2 separate regions of the Homo sapiens genome follow, and region 2 is linked to region 1. A link is a contact called in ENCODE Hi-C data. All regions are on one chromosome and are shown on one strand. Each heading gives the region's core, a stretch centred on a gene start or an enhancer-like site at or near the end of the contact. The rest is flanking DNA. Distances are from core to core; before and after follow the strand shown. Region 1 holds the start of HECTD1 (HECT domain E3 ubiquitin protein ligase 1). Region 2 overlaps EGLN3-AS1 (EGLN3 antisense RNA 1).

What was found. Hi-C counts contacts between places; a loop is a spot of excess contacts on that map. Pooled maps may share reads with other maps.
Region 2: a loop to region 1 is called in a pooled map of gastrocnemius medialis, with 3 times the contacts of the local background. The contact joins the enhancer-like site here to the promoter of HECTD1 in region 1. A Hi-C loop is called at or near these places in 1 of 168 maps with a recorded cell type or tissue (lower leg skin) and 6 of 50 pooled maps.

The regions. Positions count from the first base shown.
Region 1 is chr14:31,204,221-31,210,802 of GRCh38, reverse strand. It overlaps HECTD1 (HECT domain E3 ubiquitin protein ligase 1), which reads left to right and starts at 3,010. Exons shown (of 43, transcript NM_015382.4): 1 at 3,010-3,787; 2 at 4,846-5,006. The coding sequence starts at 4,867. RefSeq lists enhancers at 2,069-2,580, 2,434-2,603, 2,581-3,092, 3,605-4,118 and silencers at 2,784-3,123, 3,424-3,633, 3,754-3,963.
Region 2 is chr14:34,057,655-34,064,236 of GRCh38, reverse strand. It overlaps EGLN3-AS1 (EGLN3 antisense RNA 1), which reads right to left. Exons shown (of 3, transcript NR_184209.1): 3 at 1,875-5,105. The region is part of intron 5 of LOC102724945 (a long non-coding RNA gene); the gene reads left to right. Among named protein-coding and RNA genes, the nearest start is that of EGLN3-AS1, 21 kb to the right of the region's middle. RefSeq lists a silencer at 3,661-4,020 and an enhancer at 3,919-4,420. Within about 2 kb of position 3,981, at least 30 of the 41 ENCODE cell types and tissues checked have a DNase peak (open chromatin) inside an H3K27ac peak, as active enhancers do.

The DNA of each region.
Region 1 (6,582 bases), core at 1,761-4,260:
TAACATGGGCCGGGCATGTGGCTCATTCCTATAATCCCAGCACTTCTGGCGGCCAAGGCTGGAGCATTGCTTGAGCCCAGGAGTTGGAGACCAGCCTGGGCAACATAGTTAGATCCTGTCTCTACAAAAAAATAAAAATAGCTGGGTGTAGTGGCATGGGCCTGTAGTCCCAGCTACTCCGGAGGCTGAGGCAGGAGAATCGCCTTGAGCCCACGAGTTGGAAGCTGCAGTCATTTAGGATCACACTGCTGCACTCCAGCCTGAGCCACAGAGCAAGACCCTGCCTCTAAATAAAAATCAAAATAAATATGATAATAACATCTTTAAAAAGTGCAATAAGTGTCACAGCATTCTTTTGATAAGGTTTCTTTAAAGCACACTAGACATTAATCTTGCGGGCAGGAAGTGGGTGGGTGGTACATGTAGAGATAGTGCAGGATAAAAAAATATATATCTTAAAAACTTGGTAAAGGTGGCCAGGCGCAGTGGCTCATGCCTGTAATCCCAGCACTTTGGGAGGCCAAGGCGGACGGATCACAAGGTCAGGAGATCGAGACCATCCTGGCTAACATGGTGAAACCCCATCTCCACTAAAAAATACAAAAAATTAGCCAGGCGTGGTGGTGGGTGCCAGTACCTGTAGTCCCAGCTACTCGGGAGGCTGAGGCAGCAGAATGGCATGAACCCGGGATGCAGAGCTTGCAGTGAGCCGAGATTATGCCACTGCACTCCAGCCTGGGCAACAGAACGAGACTCCGTCTCAAAAAAAAAAAAAAAAAAACAACAAAAAACTTGGTAAAGGTATAATCCCTTTTTCTAACTTTTCTATTTTTTGTTAATAGCATCACCATTTTCCTAGCTTCCAAGTCCTCTTTCTACGTTAAGGGTTTTTGTTTTTTGTTTTGGCAGGGTCTTGCTCTATTGCCCAGGCTGTAGTGCAGTGGCATGATCATGGCTCACTGCAGCTTCGACCTCGAGGGCTCAGGTGATCCTCCTGCCTTTGACTCCTGAGTAGCTGGGACTACAGGTGTGCACCACCACACCCAGCTAATTTTAAAAATTATTTGTAGAGACAGGGTCTCCCTATGTTGCCTAGGCTGGTCTCCTACTCCTGGGCTCAAGTGATCCCCCTGCCTCTGCCTCCCAAAGTGCTGGGATTACGGGTGTGAGCCATGGAGCCTGGACGGAAATTTTTAAGTTAATCATTTAAATTCTGATATATCTTCTTTCAAAAATTATTTTTAGATTTCTTCCCCATTCATATTGCCAATAACTAGACTTTTCTTTCCTCCATTATTGCAGCATTTCGACAACCTCCAGCTAGTCTCGTCTAGATAGATCCTTTTAGTCGTTCTAGACACTTTCCATAATTAGTCTTCTTAAGACTAGTTTTTCCAGTGTTGTAGTCCAGAACTTGCTACTTAGCTCAGCCTAATTTCTGCATTCCTCATTCAAGGCCTTCCCCACTTTAGCTCCAAATTTCTCTCTCTGTTGCTTACTGTTGGTTCTTTGCTGGGGGCACAGGTGACCTTTCCTATGTCTAGGAACATATCAGGCTTTATGTTCTTCCCTTTCCTTTCAGTGTCTACATTGTACCCATTCTTCAAGGTCCAGAGGGAATGCCACTTCCTTCTTGAAGTTTCCTGGCAGCTCCAATTCACACTCATGACATCTAAATAATTATCCTCATGTGTTGTACTTGGGACAAAATAGTTGAATCCTCTTTTTCCTCTTGTTTCGTTAACAGGATACCTAAACGGACCATTACCTGCGACAACGGGACATGCGCGGATAGCTATCTGAAGTACAAATTTGTCATTTCCAAAATACTGGTTCTTTTTCTAAAGAAGTAGTAAAAAAGAAAGAAAAAAAAGAACCAGTATTTTGGAAATGACAAATTTGCTTAGTCGCCCAGGCTGGAGTGAGGTGGCATTATCAAAGCTCACTGCAGCCTCAATTTCTTGGGCTCGAGGGATCATCCCATCTCAACCGCTCCAGTAGCTGGGACCATAGGTGTGCGTCACCGCATCTGGGTAATTATTTTTTAAATTTTAATTTTTTTGCAGAGACCAGGTCTATGTTGCTCAGGCTGGTCTCGAACTCCGGGCCTCAAGAGAGTAAAATCATAAAGTGCTGGGATTACAGGAAACGCAGCGGACCCAAATTCTGTTCTTTACTCATACCTAGCAGCTCCTCTGGTTGCCTGAGGGACCATGTCTCAAACACTATCATGTCGTATTAATTTTTCTTTTTGTTTAAAAGCTGAAAGTGAGAGTACAGTAGGACGTCTCCGGGCTCCAACTACGTCCTATAAGCATGCATCCTTTATTCTGAATGCGTGTGAAATAAAGTTTGAAAAGAATAACCACAGACATACTTGTGACCACAAGCCACAAGAAACGTAGTCAAAAGTGCACTCTCAGTGCTGCTGCCGACCGGGCACGGCGCTGGGCCTGCATTTGCGCTTTCCTGGAGCCTCAGTGTCTCATCTGTACAACGTTGATAATCGTCGGCAGCACCTCTTTCCCAGGGTTGCTCTGAAGGGTTTTCTTTGGGGTGAACCGCCAGGCGGTCGGCCTCCCAGGAGCGGGGGGAGACGCCTTCCTTACGCGACGCACTTCCGTGCGCGAGGAGGGAAGATCGTGGCTGAGTGCGGGTGGCCTGGGCGGAAGGCTCAGCGGGGACAGGTTGGGCCGCAGCTTTGCTGTGCTGTGCCGTGCGACGCCCTCCGCAGGAGCGCGCAAAGTGTTAGCCACGGCGCCAAGCAAGCTGGACGTGCGTGCATGAGCGCGCTCGGACTGACAGGGAAGCGAAAAGGGGGCCAGGGCGCACCATAGAAAAGCCGCGGCAGAAACGTACGACACAGCCCGAGGCGGCGGGGGCGAGAGCTCCGGGGCAGGGACGGCGACGCGGCGTACCCGGTTTGGCGCCCCTGCGCGGCGGTCGGCCGTCCCGCAGCGCCCCAGGTGGCCGCCGGCGGGGTCGCCGCCGGGGGAGTGGATTTGCTCCGCCTCCGCCGGGCTCGGCTGCCCTCGGCAGCTTCCCCGCCTGGCTCTCCCTCGACCCTCCTCCCCTCCCCCTCCCGGTTCGCGATGGACTGGGCCTCCCCGCCGCGCCGCCGCCGCCGTCGCCCGCAGCACCGCGCGGGCCTCTGAGTTGCAGGGCCTGAGGAGCCGCGTGCTGGGGACTGGACGTCCGCTGGCTGCTGCCGCACGCGAGAACCTCTCGCTTCCCTGTCACCAGGTCCTCGCGGAGGAAGGGGAGGGACGAGGCGCGGCTTTTCCTGTGCCGCCTGCCCGGTTCGACCTGCGCGGCCTGCGGCTTCTTGGGAACTCTAGGGCCGCGGCCGGGCCTGGCTCTGCCGGCGGCCTGTTGGGAGCTGGATCGGAGCGGTTTGGAACGACAAGCCCGAGTAAGAGCCTGCGGGAAGGGGAGGCGGGAGCGCCTCGGACCGTCGGAAGGGCCCTGCGTGGGGGCGCGGATCCCGGACGCCCGGCGAGTGGCGGAAAGCGAGACCCCGGCGCCGAGTGAGGTCGGCCAGGCTGCTGCCGACTTCCCCGCTGGCCCCTTTGTTCCCCTCCCGGGGCCCTGCCGGCGGCGGGGCCCGGTTGCCCGCGCCAGAGCCTCAGGCCGGCTCCTTTTGCCCTTGAGAAGGGTTCGCTGCCAGGCCTTCGAGTTCCGGGCGCAGCTCCCGGGAGAGCCGGCGCCCTGCCTGGCCCGGCGGCCTCCTCTCGGGCACGAAGGCTTGCTGCTGCTTCTCCAGAACTTCCCTTCCTCGTAGACACAGGTAGTTAACTTAGCGGGGTTTGGTGCTGGGGAACCACAGCGCGGGGGCCAGCGCCTCTCAGCGCCCGGCTCGGCCGGGCCCCGGGTGTGGGGTCAACCCCGCTGGTCGCCGCCGTTGGGTGCCCACCGCGCCCCGCCGCCGGCTTCCCACACTTGCGGCTGCGTTACGTGGGACCCAAAGCTGTCCTCCAGTCAGGGCGCTTACGGGGCGCTTTTGTAATGACTTACCTGTTGGGGTTGCTTCTCGGTTTTGTTTTTGTTTTTTTAACCAACTGCCCTATCTTGTGAAGCTGGGGAAAGAGGGCCCTAGGTTGGCCTACATTCGTTCGGATCCGTAACCTGCTGGTCCATTGCATTTACTTTTAGCCTTTCCTTTTTTAATTTTTTTATTTTTTTAACTTTTAAGAATAGTTGCCAAGACTGCCAAAATTCCTAACCAACTCTTTATTCATAGATAAATCTTGTATATAATTGTCGTTTGTATTTGGATATCTTTAAAATAGAAGTAAATTGAGAAGTCAGCAGAATATGTGAAATTGGAGGTAATTTTGAAGGAGAAACAATTTGGAGGGGGATTGGATCAAGGTGTTTAGAGTTTCCTCAAAATACTGAATCTAACCCTTATCTGAAGATCAGTTTTGGGTAGAGAAGGAGGGGGATGAAGTTTGCTGGAAAAAACAGAACCTTTAGTTAGGTGTTCTTTGCCTTTTGGCATAGACTTTAGTGATAGCAGTAGTGGGACCTGAAGCTTGACTGACTGTCTTTGACACAGACAGCTCTGGTTTCTAGTTAAGCAGCAACCTAATCAGCTTATATACTCTTGTGCAAAACTGGTTTTCATTTGGTATGATATCTGTACGTTAAACCTGGCGGATAAGGAAAGTTGAAAAACTGCATTAAGCACTCTTACGTCCAAACGTACTTAGGAGTCTTTTTTAATTGCTAGGAGGACACTATGAAAATTTGGTTCTAGCAGATGTAAAGGAAGAAAAATTTAAGCCCAAGCTGTTCAGTCCCGGAATTTAAAGGACTTTTCTCCCTTTACTTTTCAAATTTAAGCAAAGAGACTTTTAAAAAACCATGGCAGATGTGGACCCAGATACATTGCTGGAATGGCTACAGATGGGACAGGGAGATGAAAGGGACATGCAACTAATAGCCCTTGAACAGCTATGCATGCTGCTTTTGATGTCTGACAACGTGGATCGTTGTTTTGAAACGTAAGTACATTCCTTCATCATGTTCCTTTGGGTTACTGTAGTGACATCTGTTTTCAACCATTTGCTGACTTCAGTTTGTGTAGAAATTTCTCTAGTGAATTTTAACACGTATCTTTAAAAATATTCCTGAAGAGTTTTGTGTTTACACTTTTCCAAGAAATAAAAATTGGTAGGTGAAGAAACTCTAGGACTGATGATTACGATGACACAAATACATATTTGTTGAATGAATGGGAATTAGTAGGAATATTAATTTTAACCCATAGCTTGGTTGGTTCATTTTCAAAATATGTCATGAACTGGGGAAAATACAAATATTTATTTTCTTAAAGGTATCTATTTCTGTACCATGAAATTGATTTATGGAATAAGAGATGATAATAAACATATGTTTTGAACTGCCCATTTCTTCATTGATGTTGTCATATGACAGTACTTTTGTTAAAGCCGATTATTGGTTTGTAAATTTCAGTTTGGGAAGGTATAAATTGGATCTTAACCGTGTAGCAGAAGAGTAGAAAATTTGGAGTAGTAGAAACATTTTGAAGTTTGGGGAGTTTAAACAGTTTTATTGGGAGGTTATAACTTAGTATATATGCAAAAATATAAAAGAGAATTCTTACTAGATAGACCTTACAGCCATTTTTTTCCCTCTTATATAAGTCATAACTTGTCCAGTCAGAATAACCATTCTTCTGAGTGTTGAACATGTGTTTCGTTTTTACTGTTTATTTTACATTTGTATTTACAGTTTTGAACTCCAGTAATAAGTAATTGAAAACTCTGATGTTTCTTTATTCATTTTAATGCTATTTTAAGGTAATTAGTAGAAAATGTTTGAGATGTTGACCTAAAAAATTTGGTATAATTATCCTAATGTGTTTTAGGTGGGAATAAAGTTTATATTACTCAGTTGGCAAAATTTTTAAAGTACCTTCATTTTTGATTATTGAATAACTTTCAGTTGTAACTCTTGTTAAAACAGTACTAAGATAAAAATCCTTACTAATAAAATTTCCAAATTACAATTAGTTAGTGGTCCATTTATTTCCATTAGTTTTTGTCATTGGCAGAATTTTGAGTATGTAAGAATAACTTAGCCCTTAGTTGACACTTGTTTTAGCAGGATTTATAGTAAAGTAGATTTTTTAAAATTTATTTTTATTTTTTATTTTTTTCCTCATCCTGACTCTCAAGTTAAAAATTGCGTTCATAGATTTCATTAGAGGTAACCTGAAAGTTACTTTTGGTATTTTAAAAATCATACTTGTCAGTCAAGTCAATTGTCATTTCGTAGCTTCTGTTTAGTACTAATATGTAGTAGAAGTATTTGTTATGACATTTAAAAAAGTGTTGCCCGATCATTAAAAAGTCAGGAAACAACAGGTGCTGGAGAGGATGTGGAGAAATAGGAACACTTTTACACTGTTGGTGGGACTGACTGTAAACTAGTTCAACCATTGTGGAAAACAGTGTGGCGATTCCTCAAGGATCTAGAACTAGAAATACCGTTTGACCCAGCAATCCCATTACTGGGTATATACCCAAAGGATTATAATAATCATGCTGCTATAAA
Region 2 (6,582 bases), core at 2,732-5,231, 2.9 Mb before region 1:
TTTGTTCTCCTTTGAAAAATACAACAAACTGCATTTGTTGAAGGGGTTAGTGCTGTCCTGGAACATGCAGGTAAGGTTACTCGTGCCAGTCATGGTGACTTTGCTGGGAGCCTCCCTATACTCCCAGCCAAACCGTGTTGAAAGGACAGGGAGGAGTGTTGGGTTGCAGGTGCCTGGGGAAGTGTCTGGACATCTCTGCTCAGGCCAGGGCCAGGGATGTGGGAGTGTTCTGTCCTGCTCTGCGGTAGGCTCCTGGCTTCCTTGATATGGGGCTCACCCGGAGAGATTGCATAGACCCTCTGTGGCAGCACCCCTTCCAGAACCAATACAGGAGGCAACTCAGAAGAGCATGGCTGTGATAACTGAAGCCACATGCAGCCTGGCAGGATAAACACTGCCTGGGAATCAGATGCTATTTTCCTGGCCTCTCTCAGGTACTGGGGCCCAGTGGGGAGGTGATTTCTCTCACGACAGACACACCCCAGGCTGTCCTCTATTAGTCACAGCACATGCTTAACTCTGTTTGGTTATGTTCCCCTGACGTTCTGCACGTCCCACCATCCAGCAGTGTGTGTTTACCCCTCCCCACAGCTAGTTGGACTAAACAACATCTCTCGTGCAACACGTTCTAAAGGAGCAGCTGGGAATCAGGTTTAAATCTTGGATTTTCAGCATAACTGAGTTAAAAATCCCTGAGACATCTTTTGTCTATGGGTGCCAGGGAGAGAAAGCAAACAAGAGAGAAAGAAGGAATTCTTAGTGTGTTTGACTTAAAAGCTCGGACGGCTTCTTTCAGAAGGCACTGGTGTGTCAGGCTAATTTTTTAAATGTAAGAGAATCCTGTTTGGGGCTTTCAGTGGGTAGATTTAGCTATTAAGAAACAAAAACACCACTGGTTTTTTTTAAGTGGGGCAGGGTGGGCTTCTCCAAACAACAGTTCCTAGTCAAACTCTTGTAGAATGTCAATTTCAAGCTCAGTCCCACCTCACTGAGAGACACAGGCTTTCATTCTTTTCCTACACAGCGATTTAACCCTTTACTAGGGTAAAGGATAGTTATAGGATAAGAAAAAAAAAATCTCCTTTTTAAAACAGGATCCATCTGTTATCAAAAGATCCCACTTCCTGATGGACACCTAACCACCATTTACTGGGGGATCCCTGGGGAGGCCACTGTACTAAGTGCTTTGCATATATTATCTATTCCGTTCCCCCAGCACCACTGTTATCCCCATTTCACAGAAGAGGAAACAGAGTCAGAGAAACTGAGTGATTTGCCCTAAATTGTAGTCATTGGCTACTCGAGCCTAGGTCTGAGCAACTACAAAGCCTGGAATCTTGACCAATTCATTGAGCTGCTCCAAAAGAGGACAACACCTGTGAAAGGGTCCTGCACAGAGGCAGAGAATAGTAGACATTCATAGATATAAGGTGGATATGGTTTCCATTTCCACCTTTACCATTTACTTGCTGCGTTGAATTCAATGACTCAGTTAATTTTCAGAATTGTAGGTGACCCACTTGTAGAGCATGGATGGTTCCCTGTCCTCAAGGGTTCTACTATCATCTGGTGTTTCCCCCTCAGGCACCAACCAGAACGCCATATTTTAGGGAGGGTAAGGATTGAAAGAAGAACCTGCAAAGCATGGTCGCCAGCAGCATCATGCTCAGGACAGCCCTGGTCTGGAAACCCTGGCCAGCCATGGCATTCCAGAGGCACCCAGCCCGCCCCAGGGTGGGGTTAGAGCAGAGGGGTCTTGGGGAGCTTGCTCCATTCTCTGTTGTGACCGAAGATTGTGGGTGTACAAGCGTAGCCTCACCCGAGACATGCTCTCCAGGCCCATCCCTTTTACACCTTTAGCATAGCACTTGACCTGCAAGGTTGTAATTATTTTTAATTTGAATATTCAGAAAAGTACAAATGAAAAAATAATGATTACTCATATTCCAGCAACCCACAGTTAGCCAGTGTTGACATATTTGCTTCTAGTTTTATTTTATATCTATTCCTTAAAATAAAAAACTGCATGATATATAAGCACATTGTTCTTTGAAACAATTATTACAATATGAGAATAAGCTAAATTCCTATGACTACCATTTCAAATCTGAATTCCTCCCCTTCCATTCAAAGACAGCTTTAAGTTTGGTGTGTATTTTTCCAGCATATATATATATATATATATATATATATATATATATATATATATATGGGATTTTTTGTGTGTATGTACATTTTCTTTCTATAAATGGCATCATGCTGCATGTATCATTTTGCAACTTGCTGTTTTTCATTCAATATACTTTTGAGATTTTGATACACATAGATGCAGCTGATCCCTTTTAATAGCTCTAATAGTACTCCACTGTATGAACATACCACATTTATAGATAAGTGCATTTGAATTTTCCATTTTTTCCTATTATGAACTATGCTAAAATAGACATCACTCATACTCAGGACCACCACACTGCACAGTTCCAGAAAGCTCCATTCACTTCTACGAACGTGTCTTCTGGAGTTGTACAGCATACAGCCTGCTCTGCTGTGCTTGGCAGCCCCTGCCTGTATCTCCTCCATTTATTCTATTAACAAGATTTATTCGGTGCCTACTGAATTCCAGTGCTCTGCTTGTATTAATGTATTTAGACCTCTGAAATGTCCTAAAAAGTAAGTCGTTTTCACCATTTTTATTTTCCAAAACAAGAAGGTGAGGACAGATGGGGGTACTCACTTGGCTAAGATCACACGGTCTGTAAATTGCAGAGCCAGCATCAGAACCTGCACAGCCTGGTTCCCAAGTCTGGGTGCTGAACCGTCATACTAAGTCTTCCTCATGTTTCACTGTCTACTTAGTTAATATCTCCCACTCATCTGTAACCCTGAGAGCAGGGACCACGGGGAGCCACTTATTTTGCGTCACTGGTGCCCAAATAGTGCCTGATCTCCATGACAGGCTCAATAACGTTCTGTCAGTCACTTTACTCATGACTGCAAGCTCCTTTCCTAATCAACGTTTCCTCTCCCCCTTCCCCATGTATCTCTTTCCCTTCATAAGCACCCACCTCGTCTCCCTCTCCACGACATTCCAACCCCTGAGCAAGGCTTTGAAAAAGTGACATAGGCACATCACAGATGTGCCGTTGGCTCTAATTTGTGAAAGAACATTTTACCGAGGGGCAAAGGAGGACTTGGAATTTTTTCCTGCCCCCAGGAGGCCCAGACTTGCAACCCTGTAGGTCTAGAACTTAAGCGGAGGTCCTGCTATGTTCACACATTTAGTAGAGAATGACTTCTAATTCCGTCATTCAGCTGTCAGGCACGTAGGCCGCTTCCTTTTATAAAGCTGGTTGTCGTAACTAAACAGGTGCAGATTTGAGGAAATGCAGACCGACTGGAATGATAAGTCCCACTGCATGTGAGATTAGGTGGATAGAGGACTCGAGTCCCACCCGCCCTTTACTGTCTTTAGTCTCCCCAGTCCGCCCTGGGCACCACCCGCCGAGGCTGGGCTCTCGCAGCTACCTCTCCATCTATCTTCATGACAGCTGCGGGGGCCGGGGGCAACTTAGTCGGGACAAACGTGAGCGAGCGAGTGTGTGGTTCAAAGAAAGGAAACGCAAGGGACAAGGAGAAGGTCGAGCTCCGGCTGAGGAAGAATCACGGGCCGGGCTCGGTCTTGCCCGTCACCCTCGCGCCCCTACTTCCGGGCGGGCAGGCACCGATGGGGACTCCGCCCAGGGAAGGCGAGCCCCACGCCCACGTGGCTTTCGAGGGGGACAACCTGGGGCGTGGGGACACTGCAGGGCACAGGGCACCCGCGAGTGGAACCACCTAGGCGCCCCCTCCCGGGGCCGGTACGTGCGGGCTGCTGGCGCTGCGCGCGGGAGCCCTCCCTCGGCCCGGGGCTGCGCTGGAACGCGCTGACTCACGCTAGCGCTACGTGAGCTGCGAGCCTGCCGGGCGGGGCTGGCTGTCCAGCCCCGGCCGCCGCCCGCCGCAGTTACCGACTACCTTCGGGGCGGCCGCGGGCGCAGGCACAGTGCGTGTGGCTCGGTGTCCGCCGCGGCGCGCCCTGGCGAGACTTCACCCCGCGCCCCGCCGCGCGCTCGCCAAGGCTGCCCGCCGGGCATTTTTGATCATTTCGATTGTCCCTCCGGCTCGAAAGCTGCAGCAGAGCTGGGATCTTGCATCCGAAGCGAGGGCACCAGCCGGTATCTGCTAGGCAGGAGCGGCCAGAGTCGCGTTAGGGCGGCCTTGGGCAGGGCGCTTCGGTTTGGCCTCTCTTTGGCTCCGGGGGAGCCTGCGGAGGCCCAGGGCCGGTCTCTGGCTCTGCACTTGATGGCCTCCTATCTAGGGGAAGGGCCAGTTAGTATCCCACCCGCTCCCTCGCCATTGTAGCTCAGTTCATCCCCAAAGACCCCGTGGAGTGGCAAGGGCAGGCATCATCCAATCCATTTGGCAGAGGACATCAAAGCTGAGGTTTAGATATTCATCTGTTGACAATGATGAGGATGTTTCATCGTAACTTTTCTATCTAGAACCTAGCTCTCAGTTTATCAGTTCTAGTGCTAACGTGGCCTGTTTTAGCGGTGTCTCCCATTCTGTGTTCTCTGGAAAGACAAGTTAAAGGGGAGAGTTTGTATTAACAGGTGTCACGTCTTCTCACTCTCGCCATATCCCTGTACCTTCTGGTAGATGTAAACGGACACAACTGTGCTTATAAAACCAATAACTCGCCAGTCTTCCTCAGGTCCATTCAAGACCATTTGAGTGGGTCCTTGGGTGCCATGGACAGAAATCTTGTGGGGACATGGATGAGGGGGGCCTCCAGCCCCTGAGGACTGTCAAGACCAGGGCCTTGGGGAAGGGCAGCCGAGCTTCACATTGTCCCCACTTAGCCACTTGTCAGGGTTGCTGTGAGGCTCCAGATGAAAATACATGGAGTTTCCTTAACTACCGTGGCCCACAGAAATGACACATGAGATTCTTTTCCTTGGTCGTAGGATACTGGGGGCGGGGTCAGTGAGAGGCACTGTCCATCTCAGAAAAATCTGTATCACTCTTGTTTGCTCATCTTGAGGAAGCCATGGAGAGCACAGTTTCTATGGAGTCAGCAGAAACAAAAATGAGATTAATTCACACGTAAATTCTGCCTTTAGATACAGAGACCTAGGTTATAGGATCTTGACTGTATACACAGTTAAGCCATTTGTAGAGTTTTCCCTATTTGGGGGTAGTTTTTGTTCTGATTTTTTTTTTCAGAGGGGATGTTTGCCAAATTCTTTCTAGATTATAAAATTAATACAAACTCTCATAAAAGTGAATACACTAAAATATAAAGAAGAAAAAAAAAATCCCGTAATACAACATTCATACACCAATAAAATGTTAGCATTTGAGGTATATTTCTTTCGAAGTATTTCATTTTGTTTTATTTTATTTTATTTTTGAGACAGGGTCTTGCTTTGTTGCCCAGGCTGGAATGCAGTGGTGTGATTACAGCTCACTGTAGCCTTGACCTCCTGGGCTCAAGTCATCCTCTCACCTCAGCCTCCAGAGTAGCTGGGACTACAGGTGCATATCATCATGCTCAGCTAACTTTTGTATTTTTTGTAGAGACAGGGTGTCTCCATGTTAGCCAGACCTGTAGCTGGGACTACAGGTGCATATCACCATGCCCAGCTCATTTTTGTATTTTTTGTAGAGACAGGGTTTCACCACGTTAGCCAGCCAGTCTCAAACTCCTGGACTCCAGCAATCTGCCTGCCTTGGCCTCCCAAAGAGCTGGGATTACAGATGTGAGCCACCATGATCAGCAACCAAGTATTTTAAAAGTTTATTTTATATAATGTCTAATATAATTGAGGCCACATTCTATGTCTTGAAAATATTATTTGCCTTGCTTAATATTATATCGTACACATTTCCCATGTCATTAAACCTTTTATAGTCAATTTATGAATGTATTATGTATTTTTTAAGCAATTCCCTTACTGTTGGAAATTTAGGTTGTCTCTGTTTTTTGGCTTAAGCAATACTCCAATGAATATATTTGTGTATAAATATTTGACCAGCTTATTATCTCCTTAACATAAGCTTCCTAAAGTGAAATTTTTAGGTTTAATAATATAAACATTTTCATGACAAGATCACATTACTTGGTGGCAATTTCCATGAAGACAGGAACTATCTCTGCCTGCTTTACTGCTGTATTACCAGTGTCCAGCATGGAGATGGTTCTTAGTGTGCATGTTTTGTTTGTTTGTTTGTTTGTTTTTTGAGACGGAGTCTCACCCTGTTGCCCAGGCTGGAGTGCAGTGGCGAGATCTCAGCTCACTTCAACCTCCGCTTCCTGCGTTCAAGAGATTTTCCTGCCTCAGCCTCCCGAGTAGCTGGGATTACAGGCTCGTACAACCATGCCTGGCCAATGTTTTTTGTATTTTTAGTAGAGATGGGATTTCACCATGTTGGCCAGGCTGGTCACAAACTCCTGATCTGAAGTGATCTGCCCGCCTGGGCCTCCCAAAGTGCTGGGATTACAGGTGTGAACCACCGTGCCCAGCCTTAATGTGCATTGTT